Linked DNA regions of Homo sapiens: region 2 is linked to region 1. The links are chromatin loops, found by intact Hi-C in ENCODE. Cell type or tissue: OCI-LY7. All regions are shown on one strand. Links, peaks and the distances in the headings refer to the core of each region. The heading gives the core; the rest is flanking DNA. Region 1 overlaps BICD1 (BICD cargo adaptor 1). Region 2 overlaps BICD1 (BICD cargo adaptor 1).

Region 1 (12,428 bases), core at 2,649-10,648:
AGCAGTTGAGGTAAATAATGAATGATTTTACAATCACAGATCATTTAACTTTAAAATAGCATAAAAATTCTTCTTAGTAAATCGTAACTAACAAGAAGAAGGAAATATAATGGTCGATAATTAATCAAATATCCAAAATGACGGCTAAGGGAAAAAAATCCACCACCGCCACCTGAACGACCTTTCAGTGAAATGAGCGTTGTGGATTTTAGAATTCAGAATTCTCTGTTCTTGTTCCTGTGAGTCTCTCAATCTAGCTGCTTTCCAGTCCTAATATTACTTGGCCTGTCTGGCAACATTGGTCTCTCTTGTTCTTGAAAGCTTCCCACAGCCGGGCACAGTGGCTCATATATGTAATCCCAGCACTTTGGGAAGCTGAGGCAGGAGGATCACTTGAGTTCAAGATTAGCCTGGGCAACATAGGGAGGTCCCATGTCTACAAAAATTAAAACATTAGCTGGGCATGGTGGCTCACACCTATGGTCTTAGCTCCTCGGGAGGCTAAGGTGAGAGGATCACCTAAGCCTGGGGAGGTCGAGGCTGCAGTGAGCTATGATCATACCACTACATTCCAGCCTGGGTGACAGAGCAAGACTGTCTCAAAAAAGAAAAAGGAAGAAGAAGGAGGAGGAAGGAGGAAGAAGGAAGAAGAAGAGAAAGAAGAAGAAGAGGAGGAGGAGGAAGAAGAAGAGGAAGGAGAAGGAGGAGGAGAAGGAAGGAAGGAAGGGAGGGAGGGAGGGAGGGAGGGAGGAAAGGAGGAAGGGAGAAAGAGAAGCAGAAGGAGAAGAAGAAATAAGAAAGCTTCCACGCTGGTTTCCATGAGCCACTCGGTAATCCTCCTCATCACTGCTCTCTGGCCACACTTCGTGGGCTCTGTCACTGCGTGCCCTTCCTCTGTCTGCTCTGAGGCCTGGCACTCCCTAGGTCTCCATCTGTACCTCTTTTCCTTCTTCCTCTACTTAATCTCATTCACTCCTGTGACTTTAAGAACTACTTAAATACAATGATTTGAAACCAGACAAAATGCATAAGCACAGCATAACACACATTAATAGTCCCTTGTTGTTCATTTTCTTGCTTTTCATTAGTCATCCTGAGATTCAGAAGTATATTTCCACCTGCCTACCAGCACCTCCACTTGACCATAGTTCCCTTTAACTCTTTAACTTCATCTGCTCAAAACACTTTTTTAAAACATCTCAAATCTCTTCTCCCATGATCTCTATCTGAGCTCATGATATCACCATCCACCTGCTTCCCCAAGCCCAAGCTTTGGAAGCCACAGTGAATGTGAGGCACTATTGGCTAACATGTAACAGTGACCATGTGACAGTAATTGTTAACAGTGTGCAAGAGAAAACTGTAAGGCTGGCTGCTAAATATGCCTGATAAATAACTGTCAACTTAACGCTGGTAGTATGATTAGGAAGAAGAGTGAAAGGGAAGAATAATTGGGTTCTGAGAGAGCCTTTGTTCATATGTATATGTCATTTCTAATTATAAATATGGAAATTTGATTAATTCTGTTTTTCCCACTCAACTCTAAGTTCTATAAGAGCTGGACCCATCCCTGTTTTGCTCATCACTGCATGCCCAGCACCTAATATAGTGCCTCACATATAGTAGATGCTCAGTAAACACTTGGTTCCAATTCCCTATGACCAAAGCTGACAATTCAGACTGATAAAGACAAACATTATATGAATTATTTATGTACAAGAATTAGTGTATCTATAAATGTATTGTCATGATGTACAAATATACAGAAAATAGAAATCTGCTGTCTTCTGGCATTTTGTCCTTTTCCTTAAAATCCTGCATTTACAAAAATAATATTCACTCCAGCCTTAAAATAAACTGAAAGACTTCCTCTCCCTAACCCCTCATCTGATCATCAAATTCTATCAACTTGGTCCTCTAAAATTCAGCTCAAAAACTGCTATCTCTGTGTAAAGTTATTGGCTATGTTCCAAATGCATTCTGCATATTGTCATGTATAATAGTAACATATTGTAATTATTTTAGTGTCTCCTCCTTCCTTCCCTCTTCCAAGTCCAGGAGCTACTTAAAGATTTTCAGGATCTCTTGTGCAATAACTGGGCTGAACATAGTACCTGATAACTAATTGACAGTCAATACATCACAAGTCAAAAGAAAAAAGAAATAGGATTTGGGAACACAAACATAGGATTTTGACAGCCACAATGAATTCTTTCATTCTTCCTACTCTGCACCTGTCTGTGGCCTTTTCCTCTACCATGTTCTGTCACATCCACATCATTATCTCGTGTCACAGAGCCTTCCCTGTGACTTCTGTGATGTATGGCTATGGGCATGGAATGGATGTACTTAACATTATGGCTTTTTTATTCTTTCTTCCTATTTATTCTGTCCCTTATCAGAAGCAAAGACCACAACATGTAGAAGTCTAATACAAAGTGCTGAAATATGCAAAGATAATATATGCACAGGGGTGCTGATTAAAACATTGACAAAAATGAAAGAATGTTGCTTTCAAGACACTCAGGTCTCTTTCTATACCTAAGTATATTATTCAACCATCAGAAAAGAACCAACTCCTTCCTAGATAAGAGACAACAGCACTTGCCCCTACCCATACTAATGCCACGGCTATTTGTCCATCAAAGTAAATGAATGGCTTTGTATTTGAATAGAAAAGAGGGGCACTCTGAGCTCTGAGGTGACAGATAATGCACTGATCAGTCACTCTCCAGTGGGGGTATCAGAAAAGTGAGGAAGAGAAAGTGATTCTGAGTAGTTTGGATTAATATTTGAATCTCAATCTTTATGAAAGAAATAGGAGCTTAACTTGCTATATAAAAGGTTTCAGTAGATAATAGATTTTTTGACATTGTTATGCAAGTAGATAGAATATTAACCTGCCTGGATTAATGAAAGCAATTACTAAGTGCTGTTACTATAAGTGGAATAGTTTCACTGTATCACATGTCCTGGTGATTCTTCATTTAGCCCAGATGATGCCAGGGGCTATTTGACAAAATGTTTCGTATATCTAAGAAGACATATTTTGCTGGTTTAAACCATAATCTTTGACATTTGTACCCACTGTGGATTTATGCCTCTTGTACACTCATTACAATTTAAGCAGAAACATTTTTCATGAGCAGAAAAGGAAAAATCTTAGATTTCATTAGCGAAAAAGCCACTGTCCCTACTGTCCTATTGTGATATGCTAATATTCACCCTGGAAAGAATAATTTAAGAACTCAAGCCTCTATATATGCAATTCAACTACTGTAGATTCAAAGATGGTCACAATAATTTATATACTCAAAGTTATGAAGGGTTAAAGAACTAATTATGAAAGACAATTTTTGTCCTTCTTCCCTACATAGGGAAAAATTTCTTAAAGACACAAAAATACATAACAAAGAGAAAAATTAATAAATTCAATTACATTCACCAAATTGAGAATTTTATCAAAGGACACCACAAAAAGAGTAAACTGCAGAGATGAAGATATTTGCAACACATACAAAGAATAAAGGACTAGGGGCCAGAATATATATTATACAAAGAACTCCTATAGATCATTTTGAAAAGACAGGTAACATTTGAAATGGCTGAAGACTTAAACAGGCATTTCATAAATTAGGAAATCGAAATAAAAATATGAAAAATTGCTCAAGCTTATTAGTAACTAGGGATAATGCAAATTATAAGTACCATAGGATACCATTATACACCCATCAGTTGAGCCAAATGTTAAAATCTGACAATATCCAATGATGGTGAGAATAGAGAATTCTCATACACTGCTGGAAGGTAAATAAATTGGTATGATCGCTTTGGAAAATACAGGCAGGTTGAAGATTGGCAATTCTACACCACCGTGATCACGCTCATAGAAATTCGCAAACATGTTCACCAGGCTATATGTACAACAGGTGCAGAGCAGCACTATTCATAATAGCCCAAACAATGAAAGCAAGTCAAAACCCATCAACTAAAAAATGGATAAACTGTGGTACAATCATACAATGGGATACTATACCATAACAAAATGAAATAACTAGCACTGTGTACAACAACCTGGAGAATCTCACACACACACAAAAAAAAATGTTAAATGAAAGAAAAAGCATTAAATAATATATGCAATATTATTCCATTCATGTAAAGTTCAAAAAGCAGACAAAAACTAAATTATGTGTGATAAAACTATAAAAGAAAATTAAGTAAATTATTACAACAAGTTGTGGACAATGGTTGTCTGGGACAGAGAAAGCTACGATGGAGAAGGGCACAAATGGAGATTGTGCGGTGCTTATGATATTCTATTTCCTTCATCTGGGTGGTGGCTACATGAATAGCAGGTTTATATTATTTGTTAAACTGTATATTCATGTTTGTGCACTTTTTCTGTATATATGGTATATTTCCCACAGGATGTTTTTCAGAAAGGTTATATAGACATATGAGACTAGATGGTCTGGTAAAAGAATGACAGGTGATAGACAAAAGGCAAACAAAAAATATAATCAGGAGGTAATAAGTGCTATGAAGAAAAGAAAAGCAGGATAGGGGAATAGGTTGAGAAGAGAGAACTATTTAACGGCTTGTAGCACCAGGATCTCCATAGTTAAGCCTCATGGAGTGCCACTGTGAACACAGCAAAGGCAATGCAAATTGAATGCACAATGAAGTTTCAAATTGTGCTGCATGCAAGATTTCATAAAGTCCACAAGAGATGGCTCCAACAACATCAAAAGTCCCTGACAGATAAAGATCTGGCAGCATTAGACTGTCAACAATTGAAGAAAAGAAAATAAGAAAAGCTGTCTATATTTTGGGTGCTTCATGAGAGAATAATCTTAATGATGAAATTTTTTTAAGGCTTAGAAAACTAATGAAGCCCTCAAATATGGTGTGAGATCTCTTTATAAGAATGCTGCAAGAGTCAGATGTGAAGCGAAGGCTGTTGTAATATGCCTTTTTTATAGAAAAACAATCATGCTATAAATAACAATAAAGCATTTTTAATTTGAAAAATTAGTTGACTGCTATTTTTATCTAGATAGATAGACCAATAGATAGATAGATAGATAGATAGATAGATAGATAGGATAGATAGGTGGGGTTTTTTGTTTTTTTTTTTTTTTTTTTTTTTTTTAGACAGAGTCTCACTCTTTTGCCCAGGCTGGAAGTGTGGTGACACGATCTCAGCTCACTGCAACCTCTGCCTCCCAGGTTCAAGCGATTCTCCTGTCTCAGCCTCCCCAGTAGCTCAGAGTACAGGCGCCTGCCACCACACCTGGCTAATTTTTGTATTTTTAATAGAGACGGGGTTTCACCATGTTGGCCAGGCTGGTCTCGAACTCCTGACCTCTAGTGACCCGCCCACCTTGGCCTCCTAAAGTGCTGGGATTACAGGCCTGAGCCATCACGCCAGGCTGTCAATAAACTTTTATGTTGACATACTTCAATAGAGTTTCAGTCAATCCCTCTTTTCCCTCCCTAATTTTTCCTATTTGAAAAGAATCCGCTCTCTCCTGTTTTGTTCAGCAAAATGTAAAACATTGATAAGATTTATACCTTTTTGAAAAAAATAGACTATGGTTGAGCCCATACATTCGATGAACATTTGTTCGTCACCTACTATGTGCTAGGCTCTGGGGAGAAACAAAAACAAATGAAACAAGAATCACCAAGACTCAAGAAGCTTACAACGAACGGCGAATAAAAAGGCTAGAAAACCACTGGCTTCGGGAATCTGTGGTAAGTGCTATTCAAAATGGGTGTCCAGGCCAGGCGCGGTGGCTCACGCCTGTAATCCCAGCACTTTGGGAGGCTGAGGCGGATGGATCATTTAAGGTTAGGGGTTTGAGACCAGCCTGGCCAACATGGTGAAACCCCACCTCTACTAAAAATAGAAAAATTAGCTGGGCGTAGTGGCGGGCGCCTGTACTCCGAGCTACTCGGGAGGCTGAGGCAGGAGAATCGCTTGAACCCAGGAGGTGGAGGGTGCAGTGAGCCGAGATTGCACCACTGCACTCCAGCCTGGGCGACAGAGCAAGACTCCGCTCAAAAACAAAACAAAACAAAAAGTGTGTCCAAAGGAAGGGCCTCTAAATCAGATTTCTCATGGGGCATTAGAAATATAGAATTTTGTTTTTGCCATATTTTTCATACAATCTTAGCTTAATAACAAAAACACAAATTAGTCACAGGCAGTCATCAGGACAAAAAAAAATCAGAAATATAAATTCTGAATAAGCTATAAACTAGATAACAAGGCCTTGAATAATTCCATTTTCTTAACTTTAAGTTGATATCTAATAAGACAGGAGTGCAACATCGAAACGCTGTCTTGTTTGAATTATAAATCTTCACTTTAAAGCGGCAGATGGAGCGCCTTATGTTCACAGAAAGCAAGCCAAGGGCTCAGAAAAGGTAACCACTCCGCCAAAGGGAAAGACACAAAACAGAAAACATGGCTCTGAACTTATATGCCCTCGAAGGGTTAACAGATGCCTGAATTTGTGAGAATTTTACAGAATTAGAATGGAACTAGTACAAAGTCCTCCAATGTGTTTTCCTTTCTGGGTCATGCAAACACGTACGTTCTACGGAAGATTTCAAGTACAACAAAAAAATCCGGGTTTCCCATCACAGAACCTAAGTCGCCGCATTTCCTCTGGTGTATAACATGTTGTTGATGCAGTTATTGTCCTTTGTTTTTTTTTTAGCTCTGTTTCCTTAAATGCCAAAACTACACACACGAAGTATGTAATACGAACACTGTGACAATGAGGAGATGCAAGTAACATTTTATTCACCTGAAGAAACTAAACCCCAACATTTTGCTTTTTGTCTACAGACACAGTTCCTGTAAACACAGAATCAAATACGGTGCGCGTAGAAAATAAAAAGATCCTCCCACACTATGGCACTTCCTTCAATGGAGGCTACTCGGGAGGCTGAGGCAGCGAATTGCTTGAACCCGGGAGGCGGGGTTGCATTGAGCTGAGATTGCGCCACTGCACTCCAGCCTGGGCGACAGAGCGAGACTCCGTATCAAAAAACAAACAAAACAACAACAACAACAACAAACAAGATGTTGTATTCTTGACATTTAGGCATTTTCTAAAATATTACATTTTTTATAAAATTTCTCTGCCATGGAAAAAAAATCCACCTTTGCCAGAGCAAAGGAAGCCAGTGAAAGAAGTAATTCATTGGGAGTATAATTATAAGCATTTAGCATTGTTTTGAACATGAGAAAAAGGCAAGCTTTCATCTAACAGATTTTCATAATCTCAAGAAATAATTCATCTGCCATTTATTTTCAGGGAAATGTGGTGCTTCTTGGAAGAAGCCCAGAGGATCCTGCTGTTAAACCAAGACCCATGCAGGAAAAAAAAATTATCCACTCCACAATAACATGGCAGGTAACACAAAGGCAGTGGTACTTCTCCAGCCGGGAGAGGCCCCCTCAAAACAGGAACTCCTGCCGGCTGACTTAATTACAGCACAGCAAGGGAATCCACTACAAAGGCAGGAGCCACTGAACAGAGAGCTGCTGAGATCCGTCCTCGGTACACGGACAGATGGTTCTGCTGCTTCTCGGCTGGTATAAGACCTTATAGAAGACTCTGAAAACTGAAACACGCCAACAAGTTTTCTGTTACCAGTATTTTTTTTTTAACTCTGTGCCCAGGCCAGGAGCGGTGGCTCACGCCTGTAATCTCAGCGCTTTGGGAGGCCGAGGCGGGCGGATCGCGAGGTCAGGGGTTTGAGCATCCTGGCCAACATGGTGAAACCCCGTCTTTACTAAAAATACAAAAATCAGCTGGGCGTGGTGGCGCTTGTCTGTAGTCCCAGCTACTTGGGAGGCTAAGGCACGAGGAATCGCTCGAACCCAGGAAGAGGAGGTTGCAGTGAGCCGAGATTGCACCACTGCGCTCCAGCCTGGCGACAGAGCGAGACTCCGTCTCAAACAAACAAATAAACAAAAAAACCCTTTGTGCCCACCGTATGCTAGCGTAAAAGTAATCTGAATTTGAAAGTCAATCAGCAAGTATTTACTGAGCGACGTGTAAGGGATAAGGAAAAGGTCTAAAGCAGCTTATCTAGTTTAGGGACATGGATTAAACTCTGATTTAATTTTAGGGCTTTTGACTTTTTCATCATCACACACAGACACACACAAACACACACACACAAAATTAGAGGAGAGGCCATGAAAGCACTGCCTTGAAAATTCTCAGACAAATTTACAGAAACAGAGTGAGTCCATGTAAGAAACCTGACCTTATACACAGGGACGATGCACTGAAACCTGTTTCACAGCAAAGGGAACTGAAAGTTTCTAAAGCAGTCACCACAGCAGCCACGTGGCTTAGAACACAAAACAGACAGCCCCCTAAATTATGAAGTCATACACACAGCTGCTAAATAACAGCACTGAGTAAACTCTATCTTGTAAAAAATGTTTAAACAAAATGAAAATTTAACTACAAACATTATTTATGGAATTAATATACATGCAAATTTTCTGCATGCAAACTCTACCTTCCTGGTCACTTTGAAGGATATAAATTAATCAAAATCACAAAATTCTTCAATCTTATGTAAGAATGTACAATAATGCCACTGAAGCAATTTAGAACTTACAATGCCCATAGCATAGAATCTATTATATATAGATATCTAATTATATCTATCTAAACACATACATATACAGATGCTCCTCAACTGATGATGAGATTATGTCCTAGTAAACCCATCATAGTTTGAAAAATATCATAAGTCAAAAATACATTTAATACGCCTAACCTATCAAATACAGCTTACTTAGCCTCACCTACCTTAAACATGCTCAAAACACTTACATTAGCCTATATTTGGGCAAAAATCACCTAACACAAAGCCTATTTAAAGTAAAGTGTTGAATAGCTCATGTAATTTGTTGACTGGTGTACTGAAAGTGAAAAACAGAATAGACGTGTGGGCACCCAAAATATGGTTTATATAAAGTCAAAAAATTATAAAGTCAAAAAATAATTATAAAGTCAAAAAATCATTAAGATGAACCATCGTTAAGTCAGGGACCATCTGCATACATATATAAATACATACACATACATATTCCTATTTAATACTGATATCAACTCTATAAACTAAAAATGCACAGCTTGGTGAGTCTGAATGAGTTAATATATTTAAAGCACTTGGAGAACTTCTATCAATACAAGCTTTGAAGTCACACTGCCTGACTGAGATTTTGGTTCCATCGCTAGACAAATTAATTTATCTGTGCTGCAATTTTCTCATCTATGTAAGTGGAAATAATAATAAAAGCCTCTACTTCATAGGCTAATGAGGCATATGCTATCTGGCATATTAAATATCTAGCACAATACCCAGTATGTGGTAGGCAATGAACACAAGCGAGCTATTTTTAAACTTTATATATTTGGCCAGGCACGGTGGCTCACGCCTGTAATCTCAGCACTTTGGGAGGCCAAGGCAGGCGGATTGCCTAAGCTCAGGAGTCCGAGACCAGCTTGGCCAACATAGCAAAACCCTGTCCCTACTAAAAACACCAAAAATTAACCAGGCATGGTGATGCGTGCCTGTAATCCCAGCTACTTGGGAGACTGAGGCAGGAGAATCGCTTGAACCTGGGAGGCGGAGGTTGCAGTGAACTGAGATCGCGCCACTGCACTCCAGCCTAGGAGACAGAAGGAGACTCTGTCTCAAAAAAAAAAAAGTTTTTATATTTGGCCTCCAGTAATGGAGGCCTTTTTACAAAGGGAATCCGAATTAAAACTTGGGTCTCCTGATAAATTTGAGAATACTTTCTACAGCCATGCTGCTGGGAACCATACAAAGGAGGCATTTAATCAAACTGATACGACTAAGTATTATTATGATACAGTAGCAAAAAGTAACAATGGTTGCACATGATGACACTAAATGCCAAAATCTTTACATGATGTCAGAAGATAAGGTCAAGTGCTCCTTCAGAACATATGCCCTACAACACGTTACCTTGTTCTTTTCTGCTATGATTCTCTTTGTAAAAAGTTATATATCTGAGTAATAAATTGCTACACTAAGTATCTGAGAGTACTGCTTTGGGTCACAAAAGCAAAATAATTTGCTTATAAAAACAATTAACCTTAGGCCAGGTGCGGTGGCTCATGCCTGTAATCCCAGCACTTTGAAAGGCCGAGGCAGGCTGATCACTTGAGGCCAGGAGTTCAAGACCAGCCTGGCAAACACGGCAAAACCCTGTCTCTACTAAAAATACAAAAATCAACCAGGTGTGGTGGCGCATGCCTGTAATCCCAGCTACTCAGGTGGCTGGGGCACAAGAATTTCTTGAACCCAGGCAGTGTAGGCTGCAGTGAGCTGAAATCACACCACTGCAATCCAGTCTGGGCAACAGAGCGAGACACTGTCTCAAACAAAACAAAAACAAAAACAACAACAACAAAAAAACCTAACTTAAAAATACTAAATATTCAGTGAAAACTAGAGTCATGCTAAACCAAAACAGTGTTTTAGCTCCAGGTATTAATGGCCACTTCTGGAGCCATAAGCAAAGCTGATAATATAGCTCCTAAATAAAGAACTGGAATATGGTTGGCAAAGAATCACCTTCTTAATTTCTTAAGAATGTTCAACTCTGGCACAAAGTGGACAAGGTGAGTATGGGTGAATATCCTTCTAGAGAGATAAGACTAGAAGACTGAGGATCTACAGAAGGGGATGCCCAGTTATTCTCTCTCCCCCTACTCTCGAAACTCACTCATTAATTCATGTATTTATCAAAATGGCATGTCAATACCCTGAGCAGCCACTCAGGACAGGACTCCTGCATTGCTACAATACCGATCCCCCAGCCTCTCCTCTGCCCCTCAACCTGCCTTAGCTGCTGTCATTTTATCTACACTGGACAGGACCTGTCCATTTCCTGTCTTCCTTCCAATTATGTTTGTCCATGTCTGGACCTGGCTGGTTGTTCCCTGCAGCCCCTTGCTGGTTACCTTACTCTGACAGTGATGCAGCCAGAGGCACTAAAGGGTTAGCCCAAGGGCCCCAGCCCTGCATTTGGCCCATGAAGGGGCTTACGATCCTCGTTTTCTGGGTTTGGGTGATGTTAGAGGAAAGTGCCCCAGCCCAGCACCATTCCTTTTTGCTTCTGGTTTGGAGCTCTAGACCACAGCCTTAGTTCTGGTCAGTTGTTAAGTAATTATTTAACAGTGTGACGTTCAGACCTGCATGACATCTATACAGTGTCCAGTAAAGAAAGAGAAAGCCATGGTCCCTACCTTCAAAAAAGAAAAAATGCCACGTAGGTGCTTGGTGATACAAAGTTGAGTAAGACACACATAATCTGGTGGAGGAAACAGACCTGAAAATCAATAATCACAGAACAGTGGAACATTATAGTTGCCTCAGTCTTTACAGGGGAACACAGAGGAGCACCAGCTAAAGAATGTGTACTTTGGACAAAGTTATATGCCAGGTACTCCTATATATATGATCTAATACAAAAATAAACATCAGTCCTATACTGTTAGATGAAGAAATAGGTTCCAAGATTTAAGAGGCAGAACTGAGAATGCAAGTCCTGCGCTATCATCCTCCACACGCCTCTCCTTTGTCCCTCTCCACCTTCCTTCCCCCTTTATTTTCCTTTCCTAGAAGGGAAGGAGGGTGTCAGCATCTCAATCAAAAGTCAAAACTCACATGTCAACAGGTAAGTGACAGATGATGTAAATGAGGGAAGAACAGAGATAGTGAGATAACTCAGATGAGATGGAATGGTGGGGACTCTGGTGAATTAGAGATTCACGCTCTTTCTAAAAGAAAGGTGAAGGTTCATGCCTGTAATTCCAGCACTTTGGGATGTAAAGGCAGAAGATCGCTTGAGGCAAGGAATTTGAGACCAGGCCAGCCAATATAGTGAAGTGTTGTCTCTACAATAAATTTAAAAATTAGCCAGGTGTGGTGATGCACACCTGTAGTCCCAGGTACTCAGGAGGCTGAGATGTAAGGATCACTTAAACCCAGCAGGTCTAGGCTGCAGTGAGCTGTGTTTGTCTCACTGCACTCCAGCCTAGGTGACAGCGCAAGAGACCCTGTCTCAAAAAAAAAAAAAAAAAAAAAAAAAAAAAAGCCACGCATGGTGGCTCATGCCTGTAATCCCGGCACTTTGGGAGGCCGAGGCAGGCGGATCACCTGAGGTCACAAGTTCAAGACCAGCCTGGCCAACATGGTGAAAGCCCATCTCTACTAAAAATATAAAATTAGCCAGGCATGGTGGCATGCACCTGTAATCCCAGCTACTCAGGAGGCTGAGGCAGGAGAATGGCTTGAACCTGGGAGATGGAGGTTGCAATGAACTGAGACCACACCACTGCACTCCAGCC
Region 2 (12,428 bases), core at 2,917-10,916, 130 kb before region 1:
CTAAACCCTCCACAAGAGTCTAGAACACCATGTGACTCAAAATAAACTTTTCAATCAATTACAAGGCCATTGAAATGGAAAATCTTGATTTTTAAAAATGTTTTAATATGTTTCCTTAACCACATTGTGGCAGGCCAGGTCTCACTAGTAGCTGAGATTACAGGTGCACGTCACCACGCCCAGCTAACTTTTTGGTATTTTTAGTAGAGACAGGGTTTCACCATGTTGGCCAGACTGGAATAAACAAGTTTTATTGTCAGTCTGAAGAAATTCCCCAGGCCTCCACACACAAGTTTATTGGAGGTCTGAAGGAACTCCCCAAACCTCTGTGATTTAGCAGGAGACAAGATAAGGGTAATCACCCTAGCACCTGGACCCATTTAGATTAAGTAAATTTACTGAGGCTCCAGAGAAAGGTCTTCAGGACTCAGATCTTAGTTATAGATTAAAAGAAGTTAATCACTTATGTCTTTAGATGAATGCACACTTATATGTAGACATACAGCTTGGAAGGTTTATAAGCTCTGGAAAACTTTGTAATTTTGAGTTGGTGTGGTGACAATTTCTAGGCCTTCTCCCTGTAACCAAATGCAAAAATAAAACCTCTCTTCCCCAGTTTGTCTGCATCTCATTATTGGGCCAGGAGAAGTAGCAGCCTGACCCTCAGTTTTGTCCAGGAGCAACATGTATATGATTTATACATTGAAAAGAAATTTCTCAGTCATAAAAGAAATAGTGAAAGAACATTATGATTTAACAATATATAACTAATATGTAATATTAGTGGTTGGGAATTAAATATGGCATAAGTAGTTAAATAAAAAGTAACTTGTAGTACATGTTTTACTACAATAATGGGTAAACTGAGGCCCAGAGAGATTAAGGAAACAGGTAGATCATAGAGCTAAGAAATGAGAGATGTAGGTTTTGACCCAGGAACCCTTAAGTATGAGCTCCTTTCACTAAGACACCTTGACATTGTCTCTTGGCTTCAGGCAGTAAGTAAAAGAAAAACAGATGGAAAGGAAACAATAAAATATGCAAAGAGAAAATGAAGAATTCTCTGAAAATTATCAACTTTAAATCGAGATCCAGGCAATAGGATTAAAATACTGAGCACAAAGTTTGAGGAGGGTCACCCAGGAGGACTCCAAAAAGATGGGGTTAGTGCTCTGAAGCAGCGAGGTTTGAGGATTGTTTATACAGGCACGGTATGGGGAAGCTTAACAGGATGACAGCATTTTCCACACAAGGTTAGTGCACAGTCGCAGCAATCTGACTGGTTTTAGGCAGTGATTCCTTGGGGGAAGGGAGTATTTAACATTCCACATTAAGGATGTAATAATCAAGGGATCTTTTATCTCAAGTGCTATCTGGTCTGGGCCAGGAACAATAAAATAGGAAGGAAGTTAATCTATAACAAAAGGTCAGTAATTAAGGTCATGGTCTGTCACTCCCCACTCAGTCTCCCAGTCAACCTTCTTCAGGGCCTAACATCTTTCAGAAGCCCCAAATAGACGAACTGTGCATTTTCTTTCACAAAATCAAAGAGATAAGCGCCTCATTTTGGGGGCCTCCAAACTGGGGAGAGGGCTGGAAGCACTGTGGAAACAGAACTAAGGGGCCATAGCCTCCAGCTCTGAGCGAAGTCTCATCTGGTTCAAAGAAAGGACACTAATTCAGGGAGAAAATGGAGTGTTTGTAGGATGAGAACATGCTTTCTTTCCTTGGAGACTAAGTTCCACATAGGGGCTCCAAGTCTGGCTCCCTTCCCCCAGCCCTGGGAAAGAATTTTGGAAAGTGTGAGCATCTTCTTTTGGTGCCTAATTGCCTGGGGGTCATACAGCCTGGAGCTGCTCTGTTGAGGACAGCGCATGGTGGCTTCCGGCTGGCCAGCGGCTGCTCTCTATGTTGTTCCTTGAAGACCCCACTGAACACACTTCACACACAGGGTCCCTTTCAGTTTGCAGAGAAGAGAAGCCTTTATACGGAGCAAGGTCCCATCAGAAGGCCTTTCAAAGATATACAAAGGCCAATGATGTATTTTTGCCTGCCCTGAATTTCAATTAGCATCTTAGGCAATAAACCTGAAAATGACTAATTGAGAAAATGTCTGTGTTTAGTTTGTGGGTCAAGGCCAATGAAATATTATAAAATACATATTCAGAATCAATACCAGCCAAATGAATTCAGTGTGTATGGGTGGTGTTTCACTTTTTAAAAAATCTTATCATAGTTTTACGTAAAAACTTGTAATAATTGCCTTTTTGTCTTACCTGTTTAACATTTTAGTGACTTGAATAATGAGATTAAAACAAGTTCTTATTCACCATTTAATTAATCAAAGTATGTGTGAGATATCTTTAATTCTTCAGTGGTACCTCACTTAATCAGTTCCACCCATAACAAACTTTTTCTTCTTTTACTTGTTTTTATTAGGACCTGGTGTCTACAACAACGAAACTTTTATACTTTCAGTAAAGCTAACATTCTCCAGAAAAAATGAAACTGATCGACTTTTAAAATGTGAATTTTCCAGTAAGCCAAGACTGCTTTTTGTAAAGAATCAGCTATAATACGAATATAGTACCATTAGATTCAGATTTTGGAGATACATCTTATTATATTATTTTATTACTATTCATATACCATATTAAAATGTTTTCTTCATCATTATTTTAGTCTCTCTCATTAACAGATAGAGAAGATAAAACTAAATAATAATAATTTTTTTTTTTTTTTTTAGAGGGAGTCTGGCTTTGTCGCTCAGGCTGGAGAGCAGTGGTGCCATCTTGGCTCACTGCAACATCCGCCTCCTGGGTTCAGCAATTCTCCTGCCTCGGCCTCCCGAGTAGCTGGGACTATAGGTACGTGCCACCACGCCTGGCTAATTTTTTTATTGTTAGTAGAGATGGGGTTTTGCTACGTTGGCCAGGCTGGGCCCAAACTCATGTGATCTGTCTACCTCGGCCTTCCAAAGTGCTGGGATTACAAGCGTGAGCCACCCTGCTCAGCCCGATATGATAATTGTGAATGATCATATGTGTGGGACCCGAGATATTACCAGGCCAAAACAAACCAATTTTAAGCAAACATAAAATTAAGCCATATTTTAAAAACTGAAAGCAACAATTTTAGCATATATTCCTAATGGGTGATCGACCAGTGTCTCAGCCATCAGGTTTATAATGGCATCAGAAAGCAAGTTATAACCCAGAGAACTTAAAATTTCATCTATAAAACTGTTGGGAATACTACAATGATTCCTTAAATATTTACCTATCTTTTTGATTTTAGCATTTCTTACTAAAATCATTTCTCTAATTCTCTTCCTTTTGGATAAAAGCAAATTTGCAAGTTGTTAAGTACAGACTAGTAAAAATGCTTTTTTGCATATGGAGAATTACTGTTAAAGTTCTCACTTAATAGTTCCTATACAGTACTTAGGCCTGAGGAAGAATATGCTCTAAGTTTTCACAATGTAAGAAAGTAATTCACATTAAAGAAACAAAACTCTATCATCAAAGTTTTGGAGGACAATATTCATATTACTTTAATAAAAATCACTGAAACATTTATTTTAAGTTCAAAATATTCATGTGCCTATTTCCAATATTATCTTTTAAACAAATCTATCTTTCTAACTTGTCATTCAGTATTAATATATACTACTATTTAAATCTGATGACATTAATTCTTGGGAAAATAAAAAAAAAATAATGCAGCTGTGGGCACATTATTGACAACAAAGTTTCTCAAAATGTGGTCCCAGAACCAGCAGTATCAACATCACATGGGAACTTGGAAAAAAGCAAATTCTCAAGTCCCATCCCAGACCTACAAATCAAAAACTTCAGCAATCTGTATTAAACTCCTCTGATTCACACTACAGTTTGACAAGTAGTCCAAAGAAGAAAAATCCACTTGCAACGGTTGAAGCTCATCCAGAAAACAGATGCTCATAAGTAGGTTGGCTTATGAGCTATTCAATGTCCAGAAATTAGATACAATAATAATTATTAACTTTTTGTCAATGGGTGAAAATTCCACCTTATTTTATTTTCATTTCATTTATTTATTTTTATTGTCACCCAGGCTGGAGTGCAGTGGCGCGATCTTGGCTCACTGCAACCTCCGCCTCCTGGGTTCAAGTGATTCTTCTGCCTCAGCCTCCCAAGTAGCTGGGATTACAGGCACTCACCACCTCACCTGGCTAATTTTTGTATTTTTAGTAGAGACGGGGTTTCGCCATGTTGGCTAAGCTGGTCTTGAATTCCTGACCTCAAGTGATCCACCTGCCTTGGCCTCCCAAAGCGCTAAGATTACAGGCATGAGCGACCGTGCCCAGCTCAAAATTCCATCTTATTTTTACAAGCTTCTAATTTCTTGCTTGCTGTGGCACTGACTTTTGAATGAAGTTGCTTATCCAATGATGTATTTCTTTTTTACGATGGGCAGTTGAACATGGACCAATGACGTATTTTTTATTTTGTTTTCTCCGAGAGAAGTTGCACATCTGTTCATATCTGGGGCTCAGTGTCCATAGTACCCTGATGGGCAGGAATGCAGGCACTCTCCATCCTGGCGCATCCCTTCTCTTCGAAGGAAGAAAAACAACTTCTGTTGACATTGGTTGTACTCATTGTCCTTTGAACAAGACAAACAACCCTTGCAAATGGGATGTGATACATAACTAGCTCAAACTGGACTTGTCAAACTGTCCAGCAATTAAAAATAAATAATGGTAAATAAAAATAAATAGGATAGGCTGGGTGCAGTGGCTCACACCTGTAATCCCAGTGCTTTGGGACACTGAGGTGGGAGGAAGGCCAGGAGTTTGAGGCCAGTCTGGGCTACACAGTAAGACACCATTTCTTCAAAAAAAACACTTTTTAAATTAGCCAGAAGTGATGGCCCATGCCTGTAGTCCCAGTGACTCAGGAGGCTGCGGCGGATCACTTGAGCCCAGGAGTTAGAGGGTGTAGTGAGCCATGATTGTGCCACTGCACTCCAGCCTGGGCAACAGAGTTAGACCCTGTCTCTAAAAAAACTTATTTTAAAAAGGATAGTCAGACAATGAAACAAAATAGAGAGCCTAGAAACAGATTCACTGGTAATAAAAGTTAATTAACAACAAAAATGTCATTGCAGATCAGTGGGGGAAAGATGGGTTAGAAGAAAATATACCAGAACATATTTATCACTTTGCAGCAGAGAATTTCTTAAATAAGAAACAAAAAAATAGCTTAATAAGGATTGATAAATTTAACTACATTAAAATTCCATACTTCTGTTCATTCAAACATCATTTACAATAAAGTAAATGAAAAGACCAGCCTCTAACTAGGAATAGATATTTCTCACACATATACTAATTGACAAAGATTTATATTTAGTATGGATTCACCCAGCAACTATTTACTGAGTACTTGTTCTCTGCCACACACTATTATAAGTGCTAGGGATACAGTAGTAATTAAAATACAAAACAAAAAAACTACAAAGATCTCTGCTTTCTTGAACTCACAAGAAATAGTTTAAAAGAGACCTAATCAATAAGTAAATTATGTAGTTTATTTAATTACAGTTCATTGTATACACTGTGTACATATGCAGGGATCCAGAAGGAGAAAGTTTGAAAGGCTAGGGATAAGATGTCTAGGAAAGAGGCAAATGGATAGACACATAGTAGTATCAGGTGTGTGATCTTTCGATTGCATGGTAACACCTATCAGAGAGCATTTACCAAGGAAGAGACACTAAACAATGAGATAGACAGAATGATGTGCATGACATGTCAGCCTCTGTCATCAGCCACTCCTGTGCTGGCACCATGGAACCATGAGCGTAATGGGGACTGTCAGTACATAACAGAAGTCAAACCTCAGAGCCAGGGTTCTGGGGGCAGGGCTCTAATTCCCACAAGGAGGAATGGTTTCTTACTAGAATGTGACTGAGGTATTATTCATTAACTTCGTGCTCATTCTAAATTTTTTTTTTTTTTTTGAGACAGAGTCTCATTCTATTGCCCAGGCTAGAGTGCGGTGACGTGATCTTGGCTCACTGCAACCTCCATCTCCTGGGTTCAAGTGATTCTTCTGCCTCAGCCTCCCGAGTAGCTGGGATTATAGGCATGCACCACCACGCCTGGCTATTTTTTTATATTTTTGGTAGAGACAGGGTTTCACCATGTTGGCCAGGCTGGTCTCGAACTCCTGACCTCAAGTGATCCACCCGCCTTGGCCTCCCAAAGTGCTGGGGCTCATTCTAAATTCTATCTTAGCTGTCATTATCTTCCATTTGAGACCATGCATTTTGCCAAAATAACTTTTAGATGATGCGGTTTAAGATGATTTTTTGGCAGTTTGCTTTTAGATGATGTTGTGGCAGCTCACATGAAGGAGTTTCCAAGAGTTAGGTCCTAATTAAAGAGGAAATGAATTTTTAGAATGTGGCCTGTTATCATATTTCCAGCACTATTACTGATAGTCGCTATATTGAAAAGGAAAGCCCCTGTTACATAATTGACAATGACCACATTTTAGTAAAATTTGAAATTTCCAGAAAATATAATTTCTAGTGTTTCTAAGACAAGAAAATTCTCCAGTAGATACAATGCATCTTTCTGATGAAATGACTCCCGTTCCCCTCCTTCCACCATTGCTGCAGGTTTCTATTAAAATAGACAGTCTATGTATGATAGAACTACAGGGCTATGACCTAGGAAGAGGAAGTGACTGCACAGAAATGACCTAAATAGAAATCGTGTCTGTGCTTAGATGAGGAAGTCTGTATATATCACTATTAAAAGTTTAAACAAATTTGTGAGAAGCAATGAAAGTCTCTATAGACTATGGATATAAAAATGGATGCACAAATAAATGGAGAGAGATGACACGCTTATTCATCATGCTGCCTAACAAGCCGTGAGACAGATGTGTAATTGGGGCAGAGAACAGTGTACATTCTTTATACTTTAGAATTCTCTTCTCCATTCTAATTTATGTAAGCTGGAAGTGAAGATAGAAGAGTCTGTTCTTGAGTTAAACTGCCGACCAAGACTGAAAATTTGTCCAGCAGAAGCTCTTCAACACAGAAAAATTATACTGTAATTTTCTTTTCTTTTTGTCTTTTTTTTTTTTTTTAAATAGGATCTCGCTGTGTCACCTAGGCTGAATGCAGTGGCACAATTATAGCTCACTGTAACCGCGAACTCTTGGGCTCAAGGGATTGATCATCCTGCCTCAGCTTCCCAAGTAGCTGAGACTAGAGGCATGCGACACTGTGCCTAATTTTTACTTTTTTTTTTTTTTTTTCTGTAGAAACGGGGTCTCACTATGTTTCCCAGGCTGATCTTAAAATCTTGGCCTCAAGGGATCCTCCCGCCTCAGCCTCCCAAAGTTCTGGGATTACAGGTGTGAGCCATCGTGCCCAACCCTGTAATTCTTAACAAAAGAACCAACTGAATTGATGTGAAAGTCTTAGTTTATAGTTACCTTATACATTTTTCTCCTTTAACCAAGACATTCGCATGGGAACTGCTTCTAGCCATGATGAAGTAAGAAAGGACTTAGCTTTTTATTGTGAGCAATTAGAGAACTGAACGAAGTACAGGAAGCAGCTGTTTTCAGACTGAACACGAGGCCTTGTAAGACTAATCTCTGTTAGAGGGGAAACAGATGGGATGAGCATGAGAAACACCTGGGCCTTCTGCTTGGAGGCAATGTATAAACTGCAAGTGCAAGAAGGGGAAACCCAGAGACCCCAGAGGCCTCGTGGAGGTAAGGAGAGGGGGCTCTGAGTTCAGAAGGCTAAGGCAGCTGGAAGTTGCAGAGTAGAATTCTGGAAAGGAGCGACCAGCACAGAAAAATAACTCCAGGAATCTGCATAAGGATTTGCTTAAGCCCTTTCTGTGTACAAGGTCGCACATGCCTATTCTGCAAAACATCACGCAAAATGCAGCAGTTACAAAGAAACAGGACAAGGTCTCTGCCTCTTAGGGGCTAAAATATAGTGAAGAATTTCACACTGGTAATAATTTCCTTTTTGCTCTGACATCTTAAAAATTCTATTTAGGCTGGGCATGGTGGCTCACACCTGTAATCCCAGCATTTTGGGAGGCCAAGGTAGGTGGATCACTTGAGGTTAGGAGTTTGAGACCAGCCTGGCCAACAATGGTGAAACCCCATCTCTACTAAAAATACAAAAATTAGGAGGGTGTGGTGGCACGTGCCTGTAGTCCCAGCTACTTGGGAGGCTGAGGCAGGAGAATTGCTTGGACCCAGGAGGCAGAGGTTGCAGTGAGCTGACATCATGCCACTGCACTCCAGCCTGGGCGACACAGCAAGACACTGTCTTAAAAAAAAAATTCTATTTAATTTCTAAAAACATTTTTTACTGTAACAAATGTTAGAATGTTATCAATTCTATATGTATTTTTTATGGAGAAGGTATTGTAAACATATAGCCAATCATTCATTCCTTTTAGTAGTTCAACAAATACTCACTGAGTGCACACAATATGCAAGAAATTGTGTAGATGCCGGGATTTTAAAAAGGATAGGATCTTGCCTCTTCCTCAGAGTTTATAATTTAGTTGAGGAGATATACTTAAGAGCTAATAACAATATTTAAGATTTATTGAATCCGTACATGCAAGTAATGTTCTAAGTATTTAGTACATAATAATTCATTTACTCCTCACAACAGCATTGTGAGATAGGTATTAATATCACAATTTTATAGACAAATAAATTGAAGCACACAGAGATTATGTAAATTTGCTTAATGATTTGCATTCTGTAAGTGGCAGAGCCAGGATCTGAAGCCTTGCAATCTGACTCTAAAACAGCTGCTATTAAATATTAGTGTATGGTGCTTTAAAAAATGAACTACTCTACTTGCAGATGTTTTGTGGTAAAAAAAATTTTAAAGAATTTTTTAATGAACTACTACTCATCAAGCATTTATTGGAGGCCCTACCCATGCAAAGCACTCTGCTAGACAGCAAGACTTAAATACGTGTAGAACAATCCCTCGCTTCAAGAAAACTATAGTCCGCATATGATTAACTTAAAATGATTATTATGGATTAATATTTGAAAACATCCATAATATATCACATGACTCCTGCAGGAAAAATATGCATTCTGAGTCTCAATTTACTTATGAATGAACTTTTGGAGTACCTTATTGCCAGGTGAGAACTGGCTCTATGATGTGTTGCAAATAATTATTTAGCATGCATTCTTTTATTTGTTAATACTTGAAACATGTTCTCACATTCTTTTCTGTAATACTTTTTTTTTTTTTTTCTTTTTGGGATGGAGTCTCACTGTCACCCAGGCTGGAGTGCAGTGGCGTGATCTTGGCTCACTGCAACCTCTGCCTCCCGGGCTCAACCAGTTCTCTGCCTCAGCCTCCCGAGTAGCTGGGATTACAGGTGCCCACCACCACACCTGGCCAATTTTTGTATTTTTAGTACAGGCAGGGTTTCACCATCTTGGCGAGAGTGGTCTTGAACTCCTGACCTCGTGATCCACCCGCCTCGGCCTCCCAAAGTGCTGGGATTATAGGCGTGAGCCACCATGCCTGGCCTTTTCTTATTTTAAAATGTTCACCAATCATGAAATAGAAGTCCTTTGGTGCTGTATGGTCACCCATTGTCTCAGTTTCCTAGGGCTGCTGTTATAAATTACCACAAACTTAGTGGCTTTTTTGTTTGATTTTGAGACCGGCTCTCACTCTGTTGCCCAGGCTGGAGTGCAGTGGCCAGATCATAGCTCACTACAGCCTTGGCTGCCCGGGCTCAGGTGATCCTCTCTCCGAAGTAGCTGGGACTACAGGCGTGCACCACCACACCTGGCTAATTTTTTTTTTTTCAATAGAGACGAGATTTCACCATGTTGGCCAGGCTGGTCTCAAACTCCTGAGCTCAAGCGATCCGCCCACCTTGGCCTTTCAAAGTGCTGGGATTACAGGCGTGAGCCACCACTCACAGCCTAAATTTGGTGGTTTAAACAGCAGAGTTTGTTCTCTCACAGTTCTGGAGGCCAGACACTTGAAATTAAGGTGCTGGCAGGGGCCATGCACCTTCAGAAAGCTCCTGCTTCTGGTGCCCCTGGCATTCCTTGTCTTATGGCAGCAGAATTCCAATCTCTGTCTCTGTCTTCACATGGCCACCTTCTCCTTTGCTGTCTCTTATAAGGATACTTGTCATTGGCTTTAAGGCTCACTGTAACCCAGGAGATGGACTCATCTCTAGATCCTTATCTTAATTACATTGGCAAAGACCCTTATTCCAAATAAGTCACATTCTGAGGGACCAAGGGTTAGTATGTGTGGAGCTCTGTGGTGTATCTTTTGGGGGCCACTATGCAATCTACTATACTCACCTTATTTATTCTTATTTTTTGTCATTTTGCTAATGTGAAGGGTGGCAGGTGTCTGAAAGGAACGGATGGTGAAGACATCAGGGAGGGACTTGCTAGTACCAGGGATGGGGCTGGAGAAGGAAATGGGAGACTGAATAGGGAAAGCAGGAAGTAGAAGACTCAGATTATAGAGTAGCCAAGGACTCTCCAATTTCAGGCTCAGATGTAGACACAAGATCAAGAGCAGAGTGGCCAAAAAAAGAGACAGAATTAAGAAAAAGCCAATGTCAAGGCAATGGGGAGGGTTTGAAGACAGTGCTCACGGATTCTGGTAATGAGCTGCATTTGCACTGTGATAAAAGTTTAAGGACATTTATAGGTAATGCACATAAAGCATATAACAAGCATAAATAACCTTGTTATATAAACCCACGACTTAAAATGGGGTCACGTTTAATAGTAACAACCCATATATTACTGGGTCTTGCCCCTGTCAGGTACTGTAACATCTCTATCCAAGTATGCACTCACCTCACCCCACAATTATTTCTGAGAGCTCCCATGAGTTGTCTTCCTGGACTCACAAACATGGCCTGTCAAGGCATTCGCCATTTCCTTCCTCTCCTGCTTCAACCCTTTCTGGTAAAATCCACTTTTGGGTCTCTGCTGCCCCCTAACTGGCACAAGGGGGCCTCACTACTGTCTCTGATGGCCCCAGTGAGCTCCTTTCTGCCAAGTTCCACCAGGCCTTGCTACCTGATTTTGCTGGGTACACCTGCTGCCAACACCACTTCAGTAGTAGAATCTCTTCCAGGAAACAACACCACAAAGGTGGTGGAATCCTCCAGCATCAAAATGGCACTGGTCCTCAAAATGCAATTCACTGAATTCCATGAAAATATGACAATACGGTTTTCCTTCCCTATAATATCACCTTTTTCCACTGGAGTTTATAGCAATGCTGCTTGTGTCTTAGTGGGCGGCAGACTTTCACTTATTGTCTTCACATCCCCATACACTGTCCCTACAATGTGATGCAGACATCCATTCTATATGCATACGAACACCAGTGAGAGCCCACAAAGACCTGAGCAGAAGGGCACATCCAACTGACCAACAAGCACTAAGCCGGAACAGCCCTAGGGCAATTGATGAATTTCTGGGTCAAGGGAAGAAAAGAAGAAATAGGAAGGGTAAAACACAGGAAGAGGTAATTACTATTCATCGTCTGTGCATCTAGGAGAAATTTTTGTAAGTTTTGGATGAGTTCCCTAGCACAGGGTCTGGCACATGGGTCATCCATAAGTATTTGTTAAATGATCAGTGAGATGGAGGAATCAATCCTGTGAAATCATGAGCTTGGGCCTCCTTCGGTAACAAAGTCCCCATGACCATCCTCATCATCTGAGAACTCTCCTTCCTGTACAACAGGACTCACTTTCATTTGCCCTTGATTGCCTAGCCCAGTCAGGAAACTGAGATTCTCCGAATCAGTGGCATATTCGCCTACAAGGCTATTTTTATTGAAATAGGAAATCAGACAAGGGAAAAGTCAGCGGGGAAACTGCCAGATATTCAAGCAGTTTAAGTTTTAAGACCCTTGGGCAAAACCAGTAATTGCCCAGGTTTAAGTGAAGGGAAGCAGATGCTGCTCACCCACACAGTGAATTGTCCTGAAACCCTAAAGGGCTTAGACAGGAATCCAGGCTAGAAAACTAACCAATAGCATTTAGAGGAGAAACAGACAAGTAACATGATAGACAACCATGTTTTCAACCTATGGGCTATGACCCAGAAGTGGTTTGTGAAATCAATTTAGGGAGTTGATTCCAGCATTAAAAAAAAAAAAAAAGTACTAGAATACAATAGGATAGAATAGAACAGACAATTTCAATGAGTAATGGTAAGCACTGTTTCCTTGATGTATTTTACTTTGGAATGTATATGTATATGCATATCTATACCTATATATGAATGCAGACACACACACATGCATGCGAGTCCTTGGTAGCAATGTAAAATGTATTGTTTATTGTGAGCTACGTAAAAAATGTT

What was found. Hi-C counts contacts between places; a loop is a spot of excess contacts. Peaks named below come from ENCODE experiments on the same cell type or tissue, not always from the same donor. Only the 100,000 strongest peaks of a DNase experiment are listed, where the experiment ranks them.
Region 2: a loop joins it to region 1, with 4 times the contacts of the local background. A loop is called at or near these places in 3 of 110 quality-filtered maps.

Annotation. Positions count from the first base shown.
Region 1 is chr12:32,135,133-32,147,560 of GRCh38, reverse strand. The region is part of intron 1 of BICD1 (BICD cargo adaptor 1); the gene reads right to left. Among named protein-coding and RNA genes, the nearest start is that of BICD1-AS1, 34 kb to the right of the region's middle. RefSeq lists enhancers at 785-854, 7,566-7,615. In OCI-LY7, for the core only: CTCF peaks have their summits at 7,350 and 7,563; DNase peaks (open chromatin) are centred at 7,550, 7,830, 8,350 and 10,240; H3K4me3 peaks cover 4,220 bases; H3K27ac peaks cover 4,589 bases.
Region 2 is chr12:32,260,436-32,272,863 of GRCh38, reverse strand. The region is part of intron 2 of BICD1 (BICD cargo adaptor 1); the gene reads right to left. Among named protein-coding and RNA genes, the nearest start is that of FGD4, 130 kb to the left of the region's middle. RefSeq lists a silencer at 1,202-1,402 and enhancers at 6,651-6,760, 7,675-7,724, 7,765-7,814. In OCI-LY7, for the core only: no CTCF peak of the experiment used is centred there; DNase peaks (open chromatin) are centred at 6,733, 7,203 and 7,653; H3K4me3 peaks cover 3,508 bases; H3K27ac peaks cover 7,748 bases.